Regions from separate parts of the Homo sapiens genome. Here region 1 is linked to region 2. A link is a loop called in an ENCODE intact Hi-C map of the cell type or tissue named here. Cell type or tissue: IMR-90. All regions are shown on one strand. Links, peaks and the distances in the headings refer to the core of each region. The heading gives the core; the rest is flanking DNA.

Region 1 (6,607 bases), core at 1,660-4,159, 920 kb before region 2:
GCAGAGTGGTCAAGTAGGAGGGTAAAAAAAGGGACCATCAGGGGTTCAGTGGTAGTCTTAGAGCAATTTCTGTGGAGTGGAAGGGGCAGAGCTAGTAAATGGCCTGCCCAGGTATATATTTCAAAACTGGCCTTAAGTCCATATCATATGGGAATGCCTTCTTCCCTTTGATTATTTTATACTAGGTGGGTGTAACCAGCTGCTCAGTGTAGGAGAGAGTGGGAGAGAGAGGGTGTGGTGATGGACAGGTGGTGGCTTAATCTGCTGATGATTCCAACACAAAGGGTTCTTGGAGAGGCAGGATTGGTGGGTGCAGTGGAATCTTATTCTCTTTCTCTGGGCCTTCAGGGCCCCTTTAGGCTTGACTGCAGCTGTGAGCTGCATTTTCTGTTACTGCGGCATTATCTTCAAGAGTGAAATGTAGGGAGTGGATCAAGACCAGGCAAGACACGAATCCAACCTGGGCACCTTCTCCTAGGCACTGCCTCCTTTGGGCTAGCCCCTGACATGATACCTGACACGTGGAAGGTGCTCACTGCATGTCTGCTAAATGAACCAATCGGCCTGAGCCCACCCGGGCTGAACGAGCTTTGCAAGGTGTGGGCTGTGTTGTGTTTTCTGAGTCAAGAGGCCGTGGGGGTGGATGGATGGATGTGCTCCTGCCGGTTGTTCTCACCCTCTGCTCACCCCCATCAGTGGGAGCTGGGGCGCTGCTGAGTCCTCCTGCTGCACTTTGCCTTGGCTGAGCAGCAAGGTTGGGCCCTGAGGGTGGGAAGGGAGGTAGACAGTGATGGGCATGGGATCCTTTGCTGTCTGGGGCTAAACTCCGAACCTCCAAATCAACTTTCCCAATAAAGCTTAATATCTATTAGGGTAAGCATATTTTTGGCTTTTCTCTGGGCTGAAAGGTGACCTCATCTTATGGGAAAGAAAGGCTTGAAGTGGTAATGCTATAATCTTCGTGATCCTAGATACATTGAAAGAAAATAAAAATGCTGATTTACTAATTAACTCCATGCATCTTGTGTACTGCCCCCCTCCCCACCCCCCAAAACATCCTAAACATTCATGCTGCAGGCTGCTGCTCCATGCCTCCAATAAACTAGCTCTTCAAAGAGATCTCTTTTGTATTCTTCCCTTTTCCAGCTGCCTCCAGTGGGAGGGGATGGCTCCCTGCTCTGTTGTCTCCCAGTACTCTCCTGTGGTGCACTCCACATCCCGCCTTGTATTCGAGCCCTTTGTGGGTATGTTTTCCCTTCTCCTCTTTTGAACTGTAAGTTTTTAGAGGCTATGACTGTGTCTAATTTATCTCTGAGCCCCAGAATCCCTGAGAACAATGTGTGGCTCATCAAAGGGGATTAATGAGTATTTGTTAAATGGGTTTATGAATTCATGAATAAGTAAACAAACACACAGCTCTCTCAGGTATCATGGCCTTTGGGTCTCCAGACACTGGTCTCTACTATTTTTTTTTCCTTTTTTCCTCCATTCCTCTTTCTGACCTGATCTCAGGCACTTACATGTCTCTGCTCCTCTGTCCATCCCCCGCACAACAGAGTGTGTTCATCCCTGGCTGCACTTCTGAAGTTGGCTTTCAGAAACAGAGTCTGTAGACATGCAGTGTTTCCAGTGTGTTACCGTGGTCACAGCTACTGAAGGTGAAATGTACATAACAAGTACTTACGTAGCACATACTTATTGTGTGCAAGGTACTGATCTAAGAGCTTTATGCATATAAACTAACTTAATTTTCACAACAGCCCAGTGGAGCAGAATGGTATTATTCTTAACAATTAAACCCTCTGGGAGACTCTCTGGTTCAAGGTCATGCCTTACCTCTCTAAAGCTCAAGATCCTGCCTATAACTTGACTCTTAAGCAAGGAAAATATTATTTTGACATGCAGTATGTTAATAATGGTCACATATTGTGAAGAATCCTGTCCTTATTATTAGGAGATCCAGCTCTGCTATTTCCTAGCTCTGTGCACTTGGACAAGTCCCTGACTCTCTGGGTGTTCAGATAACAGGATGTGCCTCACAGTCCTTCTGCAAAGATGCAATGAGAAAACATTACGGTTGGCACCCAGGAAGTGATGGGTTGTCATAAATGAATGGTTTTTAAAACACTTTAAAACCAACTTTGCTGACCTGTGGTTAGCTGATAGCATGTTGGAGTGTGGGGCTTCTCAGGCTTAGGTTTGAGAGATGCTGATTCTAGGGACGGACATTACATAAGGATGTGAAGTTATGTTTTCACCCAAGTAAGGGCTGTGAGGTATTGTGAAAGCCACCAGACTCCCAAGATGTCTGCATTGCCATAATGCTCCTCTGCTCCACTATGCATTTGCACATGGTCTCCTGCCAACTTTTTTCTTAAGAACCCACTCCCAAATCCTCTCTGCATTATGTTCCTTAGAGCACTGCTTTGCATAAGAGTCTATTTCTTGGAAAAGCTCAACGGAGGAAAAATAGAACAAAAGGGGCTCTGATAACTTAAGCATAAGCTATCTGAGTGTAACTGGCAGGGTGGGGGAAGATGAAGGAGCAGGCCTGGTGGGAGGGGCACAGGCCATTTGGATGAAGCCCACATTCACAGACTTCTCAGTGATGGGTGAAAAATCTCTTATGAAGATGGCCCAAGGCCTGACAGATCTGGGAAGAGCTTAAGAATGAGGGTAATAGGCCAACTGCTTCTCCAACTTTGCCACTCATGTCCATCTGTCTTAGTACAAACTCCCACAGGCTGCCTGATCTGGGGCAGTGTGGACACCTTGTTTTCTGCCTTTTCCAGAAGAGGCTGGAGGGACTACCTACCAGTCCCCTTCACACCTGATTGCAGCTCGATGATACACTGCAGTAGAGGGGCTGCAGGATAAATGCTTTGAAATGTAATAGTCTTCATGGGCTTTATAAAGTAGGAAAGTTTTCCACTTGCTTCCTTAGCTCCTGTTGGGTTTCCACTTTGCAGGTCATTGCTTTCAGAAAAACATGTGGAGCATTTGGTAACCCCATCTTAACTTGGGAGGGTGTGTGTGGGGCTGCACTTTCCAACTACTGTGAGATGGGCTGGCTGCATTGTGGTGAAATTTAGTACCTCAACAAAGTCCCATAGGGGAGTAGAGGGCTGTTGACAAGAGGTCAGAGCCTAGGAATATCTAAGCTCTGAGGCATGGTGCATGGGGTGCTGGGCTGCCAAGCACTCGTGCTCAGTGACCAGTAGATGGTGCTCTGACAACAGGAAAATACAGTTACTGTCCCTCTGAGACTGGAAAGGGATTTTCAGATGGTCTTCAGACTGGTTTCCAATCAGAGTTATGACTAATTGCTAATTTTCCACATTTCCATTTGTGGATCCTTAATAGGACAGTGGAACTCGGGGCACTGGAAGGAGAATGCCCACCAAATTCCCATATGAAGAAATTCCCATATGAAGTCATGCAATACCGCATGACTACAGTATTCTGGTCATGAACTTTTTCTGAGGATCCTCCTGGATATTGAGGGCATGGTGCCAGGAACACTTGGCCTCTGATCAAATTCAATTTGAGGATGGTAAGCATAGCATTTCCATAGGCTTAGTGTCATTGTATAGTTTCTTCTCTTGATAAACAATTTAGAATTACCCTATTGCTGTCCTGAAGGGCAGCATGGGTTTTAGAAAGAGCCGCAGATTGGAAGTCAGATGTGTTAGAAGTCCACACTCTGCCGCTTATCAGATGTGGGCAAACGGCTTAACGTTGCTGAAACTCTGCTGCTTTGTCTGTCAAGGGTCGTGATACATGTGTTACCAGGCTCACCTCAGAAGTTTGGAGTCAGGCTCAGCTGTGGGGCTTATGTAAACTGAAAACTATTAAACACATGTATTATTCAACCATTAAAATTGTAGCCACTGGCGGGGCGCAATGGCTCATGCTAGCACTTTGGGAGGCTGAGGCAGGTGGATTGCTTGAGCCTAGGAGTTGCCAGCTAGGACAACATAGTGAGACCGTCGTCTCTATAAAAAAAAATAAAAACAACAACTGTAGCTGCCTTGGGGGCTGGTAGAATGGGGGATTAGAGAGTATGAAACCAGTATAGAAATTCATAGATCTCAAAGCTCTCAAGAGCTATGACAGCCAGGTGGGGGTGGAAGATGAGAGTCTGTCTTCCTGCTAGCACTGCTGCCCTTAGGCCAAGTCTCTTCACAAAGCCATTTATGCCATTATGTTTGCCCCTTTCCTTTTTGGCTGCACCCTCCAAGAATTATCCCTTTTAACTCACATAGGTGCTGAAACTCCCTAAGGTATTCCACATTAATTCCCAACCTATGCATTTATGATTCCTGTCTCCTTGGAAGGCAAGAAGGCAGATATCAACTCCAGTGTGTCGTCGCATTTGCACATGTAGTATCCCATCTTGAGTATTCTAGGTCTCTGAAGAATTACAACAGCCAAAGAGAATACAGGACGTGGAATACTGGATCTCTGCTGACATCTGATAACACTGAAGAGACAAGTCGGGGATCTCTGATGTTCCAAGAACTAAGTCTGGGAAGTAAAAGGCTAGTGAGCCCTGCTTATTCTGGGCATTGAGAAGGTATGCCGCCAGCCTGCTGAGGCAGAACCACAAAGGAAAGGGGTGAGGTGACAGCATGAGAGTGAAGTTCATGAAGCTTTCTGGCCTGCAAGGTTATACAATCTAGTATAATCTAGTGTAAAAAGCTACATGATTTATGTCATCACCCATCTTGTTCATTATAGTATCCTCAGTGCCTAAAACAGTGCCTGGCACCTGGAAGGGACTCAAAGATACTTCTCTAATGATTTGAATGAATTTTGTGCTATGGATTATGGTACTGTCTGAAAGGAGCGACATACACTTAATAATTTCTGAAAGCCCTTTTTCTAACCCTATGTAGTTTACAGGGATACCGAGATAGCCACTTGGGACTAGTTCTAAGTGACTGGCTGATGGGACTTCATGGTTCACAGCACCACCCTCCCTCCGTTTCACGACTGACTAGGTATTCAGACAGAAGAGGACCCTCTGATTAAAGCAGGAGGAAGGACAGAGTAAGGCAGTAATGTGAAATCAAAGTAACAATTACAGCTGACTCACCTTGAATAGTAATTTCACCTGAAATGGGCTCCCCTGAATCCAAAGGTCAAATGCCTTCCCCAAGGGCAGCAGGCTGGACATGTTGAGACCATTCCTTTGGATTTCCAGTAGAGAATTTTCCTACACACACACACACACACACACACACACACACACACTCTCACATACATTCTCACACAACAGACACATGTCAGTGCTCACAGGGCCTTGCCCACAGACAGACACATACCCGTAGAAACACACATGCCATGCACTCAGACATCACCTCACTTCTCAACAGTTAATCTCACTTCACAGGCGTGAAGCCATACTCACCCATGGTTTCCAACCTCTGGGCTTTGGTCAGTGTCTGTTTCCTTCCTCAGCCCCTCCTTTCCTTCTTCCCTTCCATTGTTCGGGTTGGAAGGATTTGGAGAGGCCTATGTGTTGAGCCAAGGCAGGAAAACACAGAAGACGGTGTGCCCCAGCTAGTGTGGACATGGGAGGGGACAGCTGGTCCCTGCCCTCAGTTCAAACCACCAGTCACCTGTGGGGAAGGGCTTGGCGGCTAAACAGGAGCTCTTTCCCTGGGGCTTGGAGTCCACCTTTCCCACCTCTGCAGCTCAGATACCAATTCTATTTTTTTTTTTTTCTACATTAATGGGTTGGGTTTGAGAAAGTCCGTGGAGCTTATTTGGGAGTAAAGGATGGGGGGCGGGAGGATCCTTCTGATTGTTCGCATTTCGAGAAGGGTAGTTTTAGCCCATAACTCACCATGGAGGGCCCTTCCAGGAGACGTCGGGCAGGGCTTTCCTACAGCGGAACCGGGAGGCCGCCCCGTGAGGGCAGAAGCTCCCGCCAGGAGCCAGCACCACCAGCAGAGTGTGGAACCCCCAGAGGTCCTAGCCTCCTCCACGGGGCCTCCCAGGTGCTAAGTGGGGAGATGGGGAGAGGGTTCTGCCCTCTACTTGGAAATGCCTGGCCGTGTTCGTGGAGCCTGGGAGGTGCGGAGGAGCGGCGACGCGGCCATGGCGCTAGGCGCGCAAAGGCCCCGACACCTTACTAGGGCGGCGGCGGGCCCGTGGCACCGCTCCCGGCACCGAACAGGGCACAGCACTGGGGACACCTCTCTGCAGGGACCCAAGACGCGCGTGCGTGTGCGCCCCACGCCAGGCCCTCGCTCTCTTGCGGAGACTCCGCCGCATCGCTGGCTGCACCTGCCTCTCTCTTCTCGGCATTACTTGGGGGAAAGGGGACTCTTCACTGGACCTTTGCAGAGGTGGCTGCTACCCTTTGGCCACATAAATCAAGAAGGCAAGCCAGCCTCACCTTCCAGGAACCTCCAGCCTTCCGGCTGCGTCCCCGCCCCTCCCGCCTGGCCAGCTCCTCCCCCGCTTCTCCCAGCGCTCTTGCGCGCCTCGCTGCGCCTCTGCGCGCCGCTCGCTGTCCTCTGCCTCGCCTCCCCATTCTCCTTCCGCATCTTCTCCAGTGCTCCGCCGAGGGCGCTGCCTGCGGGGAAGAGGGAGACTG
Region 2 (5,290 bases), core at 2,791-5,290:
GTAGGTAGATACTGCTATCCGTACTATTACTCGATCATTCTATTTTTAGTGCCTGAAATCTACCTGATGGTGTCCAGATTTTATTGCTTCTTTCAGTTTAAAGAGCAAGAATTTATGCTTCCAGTGCCTTTGGAAGAGGAAGGGAAGAAGTTTGTTCTGGTTATGTTTTGTACCGCAAATGTGGAAAAGAAATGTTGCCTGCAACCACACACACATAACTTGGCTTCTTTGGTCAACATCCCTTTCCTTTAAGAGTGTATAACACTGTAGTGCTTTTACATGACAGATGCAGCATTCATCTCAAACAGGGTTTTTTGGGATGTTTCAGACTGGTGACATTTTGGATTGGGTAAGGTGCCTTACAAATTCCTTGTTAAATTTCAGTGCTGCCCCTTGAAGCATTACATTGTGGTGGCTAAAGGCACGGCTGCAAGTCAGGTAAACCTAGGTTCAAATCTGGGCTTTCCCTTCATACCAGCTTTGTGTTGGCCAAATCACTTAGCCACATGAAGCCTGTTTCTTTGTCTATAATAAAAGAGGGATAATCATTTTTACCTCATAAAAGGATTAATTGTGATAGCACATGCAGAAGAGATTGAGTAGTCCTTGGTGCATCGTAAATGTTTAGAAAACAGCAATTATAATTATCATAGGCCAAGTTCTATAATCTGAGGTGATTGGATTCTTTCTTTCCCCATAGCGACTTTTGAATACAACTTTTCTGACTCAGTGTAATGCTTTACCATTCATTATATCAAACTGGACTTAACCTTGGTAACACAGTGAGCTGTCTTCATCTCTTTCTGTAAAGGTTTGAGTTTAAATGGTCGAGGAAGGGGAGCAAAGGAGGAGAAAAGTGATATTTTTATTTTAAAAGATGTTATTAATCATTTCCAGATACCAAACTACCGAACCATAAGCCAGAGCCTCTGCTGCACACACCACCAGCCCCTGAGGTGGGGATGACAAACATAACAGAGAACGGAATGGTAAGGCGTGAGTGCGGTTCTGCAGGCTTATGGTATTTCTGCCATTTGAGTGCCTGCTTCCCTTCCTAGATGTCTTGACCTCATTGAGCAGTTTATTCATTGTCATATCCCCCAGTAGTGTCCACGGTGAGTGTTCAATAAATGATATTTGTTAACCACACAGAAGTGACAGCAGCACCATCAAGAGAACATGTGCTTTGAGCTGCTTTTCCAAGAATGGAAATGGATTTGCTTTGATCCATTCATGTGACCAGGGGCACGCTTTGTAAGGGTTAGGAACATAATACATGACCACTGACTCTTTCAGGAGTGAACAAGAGGCCTTGTCCTCCTTGGCCAGCCCCACATTTACTTAAAATGATGAAATTAGGGCGCAGATGAGTCCAAGAACTGACCAGGGAGGCTTGAGCATAGGCGAGAAGTAAAAGCAGAAGAAAACCCTTAACTGGTTCACCCGCAGAAACCCAGACTGTACTTTTAGAGAAGTTAAAAGTAAAACAGCCTGTTTCATCCAGTTTGACTTTGCTGTGTCTGCTGCCCTTTCTTCTCCTTCCCCTTCTTCCCTAAATTGCCACCCGCCCCCATTCTTCACCCCCACCATAAAAAGAGCATTAGAATGCTTGAACCCATGAACTTTTCTGTTTCTTGGTACACACCATATCAGTGCTGACAAGGGGTTCCATTGCATGTGCTTTGAAGTCATATTTTTCTCTCTTAGAGTAGAATTGCCATGTCCAAGGGGTGGGTGGAGTGGGAGAGCAATTACAGGGAAAGATTTTGTTCCAAATCTGCAGAAATAGCCTGAGATTAAAAGTATTTCTTCAATGTTGTTCTGCTGCCTGAAATAAAAGCTTTGTATTAGGATTTTGCTCTACTCCCAAATCTTATCTCTATTAGGAAACAACTTTTCTCTTTTTTTTTTTTTTTTTTTTTTTTTTTTTTGAGACGGAGTCTTACTCTGTTGCTCAGGCTGGATGCAGTGGCGCAATCTCGGCTCACTGCAACCTCCACTCACTGTAACCTCTGCCTCCCGGGTTCAAGCAATTCTCCTGCCTCAGCCTCCCAAGGAGCTGGGATTACAGGCGTGTGCCACCACACCCAGCTAATTTTTTGGTATTTTTAGTAGAGACGAGGTTTCACCATATTGGCCAGACTTGTCTTGAACTCCTGACCTTGTGATCCGCCTGCCTCGGCCTCCCAAAGTGCTGCGATTACAGGCGTGAGCCACTGTGCCCGGCCCTTTCTCTGTCTTTTAAAGGATCCATTCTCACTCTGCAAGTATGAAGTCCTTTACCTGGGGATCTGGAGTGCCTTCCCAGGGCCTGTGTGGTTGCCTTATACACATTAGACACAAAATTTAGGGTAGGGCTCACATTGACCAAACCTTTTCTGTTTAGGAAATGGAGTTTTCCCTGTGTATGAATGATTTCAATAGGCATTCAGTGAGACCTTTAAATCATGTTAAAGAGATACAATTGAGACTCAGGGTTGGGGAACACCCTGGAAACCCAACCCAGAATTGTAAAATATTCTTTTAAAAATTATTATTATGTAATAAACCAACATCAGTTCTTTCCAAAAGAATGGACCATAGTAGAATCTTAAACCAAATCAAAATAATAATAATAAAAATGAAGAAGAAAAGAAATAGCTCTGGAAGTTGATAGCATTATTCTTAAACCATAATTTAGGGAAAAGCTGTAGTTGGCCAAGCTTTCAAATTTCACTTTATACAATTAGAGAAGGAAAGACTACATTTACATTATACTTCAGTTCAATAACTAGCACTAAGAATGGAGGAATTGTTCTTTACAGTTTTTGATTGTTTGATATTCTTCAGTTCAAGACAGGAAATTGGAAATTCACGTCTCAGCCATATCTGTAGCCTGATTTGAGTTTTGTAGGATGCGTGCTGAAATCAGTCAAATACAAGGAACACTTCATTTCCCCAACTGCGTGTTATGATGGAAGGTTTGGGTCTGTTTGAGCTCTACCCTGAATCATGTCTCTAGCAGGAAACTACGTGGAAAGTTGGGAAGAATCAAGTTCATCTTAGTTAACAACCTGGGGAAAATGTCCTATTGAGAAAATTAAAGCCATACAATTCTAGAATTAGATCTTCACATCATTCTATCTTAAAGATGAGGAACTGAGGCTTAGATAACTCATAGTAACTTGATGAAGTCATGTTTGGTTAGTATTTTAGAGCTTAATGAGCTTTCAAGGTGCTGTTCTTTTTCTGTTCCCTTTCCTTTAGTCGCTTTGGTCTGTGGGTGATCTGTTCCGGGGCCACCATCTCTAAAATACTGAAATTCCTACAGTCCTCACTGAGGGAGGTGCAGAGGACAGGGAGCAACCATTTACCTCTCAATCCTGGGTATGCTTACCCAGTGACTTCTGTATAGCAGACACTCAATATATATTTTCTTTGTGAATAACTAGATTAGCAGAAAAAAACAACACCATAGGAAAGATTCTCTTTGAAGGACTCTTTGGAGATCATTTTTCACATCTGATAATCTGCCTCCAGTTTCATTGTTTTGTGAATCGGGTTTTTTTAGATACATTTTGTCCTTTATTCTCAATTTACACTGTACAGATCGTTGTTCTGTAGATTGATTGGAACATTATTGAAGCTAATTAAAAAATTTAGAGAATTTAGCATTCTGATCAAAAAATTATTTAGATCAGAGTATGTGCTTTAGTTGGTACCATTCCCAAAGAAATCCTCAATGGGATCCACAGCCCTTCCTCCCTCCCCTCCCACCTCATTAGTTAATTTGGATCCCTGTTTATTTCACATTGACTCGCCAAATTTTAACAGGAAACAAACAGCCCTAGGGTATGTTTTCTGGATGCTTGGGCAATTCTTAGTCTGCTTCTGGATTTTTCCTGTCCGTTCTCCTCTTCCACTTCTTTTAAACCCGTTCTCCGGAGACTTGTTTACTGGGGTTGGAGAATCAGAAGCTTGGCCGGGGTGGTGTGAACCTAGTGCCCTCTTGTGGAATTTTGTGAGAATGACAAACTCCCCCAAAGCTTGAGTGCTTTGAGTTTTTTCTTGAGTAGCCTTTAGTGGGAGGACCTTTCTGTTACATCTTAAATCTAGTAAGTTAATAACATGCAGGCTTATTGCCTACACTGAATATTTGAAAGCTATTATGTTGGGGGGTATCACTTGATTACCAGAGGCTTATTGTTATAGAATTAAGCCTCATTACAGGAAACAGGCAGCTAAGTGTTTGTGCTTTTTCATCACCTCCCATTAATGTGTAAGAGAGGTAAAGAGAAAAGGAAGGCTCCCAAAGAAAAGTAATTGAAAAAAGGCTAGGAACCAAGAGTAAAGGGGAAATGGCAAACTTTAGAAGCCTTGGTCAAAAACAAGTCTTATCCCCAGCTCTTGCTTTGGATCTGAGCCCAGAAATGTAAGACCCAGCCAGAAGTTGAGAGTCTGCCAGATTCTCACCCCCCGGGGGAGATGGGGGTCAGGGTAGGGGACAGAAAGTGTTGCATAAACCCACTCCTAAGGGAGGTCTAGGGTGTTTACACTGTGCTGTTTGCTTTACCTGGGCTTTCTGGCTTGTTTTCTTTTCTTTCTTTCTTTCTTTCTTTCTTTCTTTCTTTCTTTCTTTCTTTCTTTCTTTCTTTCCTTCCTTCTTTTCTTTTTTCTTTTTTTTTTAAGACATAGTCTCACTCTGTCACCCAGGCTAGGGTGCAGTAGTGCAATCTCAGCTCACTGCAACCTCCGCCTCCCAGGTTCAAGTGATTCTCCTGCCTTAGCCTCCCAAGTATCTGGGATTATAGGTGTGGGCCACCACACCTAGCTAATTTTTGTATATTTAGTAGAGACAGGGTTTCACCATGTTGACCAAGCTGGTCTCGAACTCCTGACCTCAAGGGATCCGCCCGCCTTGGCCTCGCAAAGTGCTGGGATTATAGGCGTGAGCCACAGTGCCCAGCCGTCTTTCTTCTTTCTTTCACAATTTCATTTTTTTCATTTTGAGATAACTTGTTTCTCCATTGCCATTAGCAAAGTCACTGTGGCCCAGAGGACACAGTCACACTTGCGTCAGACACACCTGCACTTAAATTCCTGTGTTGCCTCATACCAACTGTGAGACTTGGGCAAGTCAACCTGCTGGAGTCTCAGTTTTCTAGAGACTCCTTATAGAAACATTTGTGAGGATTAAAAACAATAACAGAGTCAACTTCAGAAACAAGTTACTGGATTTTATTATACCCCAAAACAAGGAAGAGAGTGGGTGCATTACTAAGGCAGTGACTCAGTGTTCAGGACTGTTGTT

What was found. Hi-C counts contacts between places; a loop is a spot of excess contacts. Peaks named below come from ENCODE experiments on the same cell type or tissue, not always from the same donor. Only the 100,000 strongest peaks of a DNase experiment are listed, where the experiment ranks them.
Region 1: a loop joins it to region 2, with 23 times the contacts of the local background. A loop is called at or near these places in 18 of 110 quality-filtered maps.

Annotation. Positions count from the first base shown.
Region 1 is chr1:181,476,116-181,482,722 of GRCh38, forward strand. It overlaps a transcript of CACNA1E not described here. Among named protein-coding and RNA genes, the nearest start is that of CACNA1E, 4.1 kb to the right of the region's middle. RefSeq lists enhancers at 5,593-6,125, 6,177-6,306 and a silencer at 6,457-6,586. In IMR-90, for the core only: a CTCF peak has its summit at 3,217 (motif pointing right); a DNase peak (open chromatin) is centred at 3,216; H3K27me3 peaks cover 144 bases.
Region 2 is chr1:182,392,922-182,398,211 of GRCh38, forward strand. TEDDM1 (transmembrane epididymal protein 1) reads right to left here. Exons shown (of 1, transcript NM_172000.4): 1 at 5,196-5,290. Among named protein-coding and RNA genes, the nearest start is that of GLUL, 3.8 kb to the left of the region's middle. In IMR-90, for the core only: a CTCF peak has its summit at 3,988 (motif pointing left); a DNase peak (open chromatin) is centred at 3,980; H3K4me3 peaks cover 178 bases.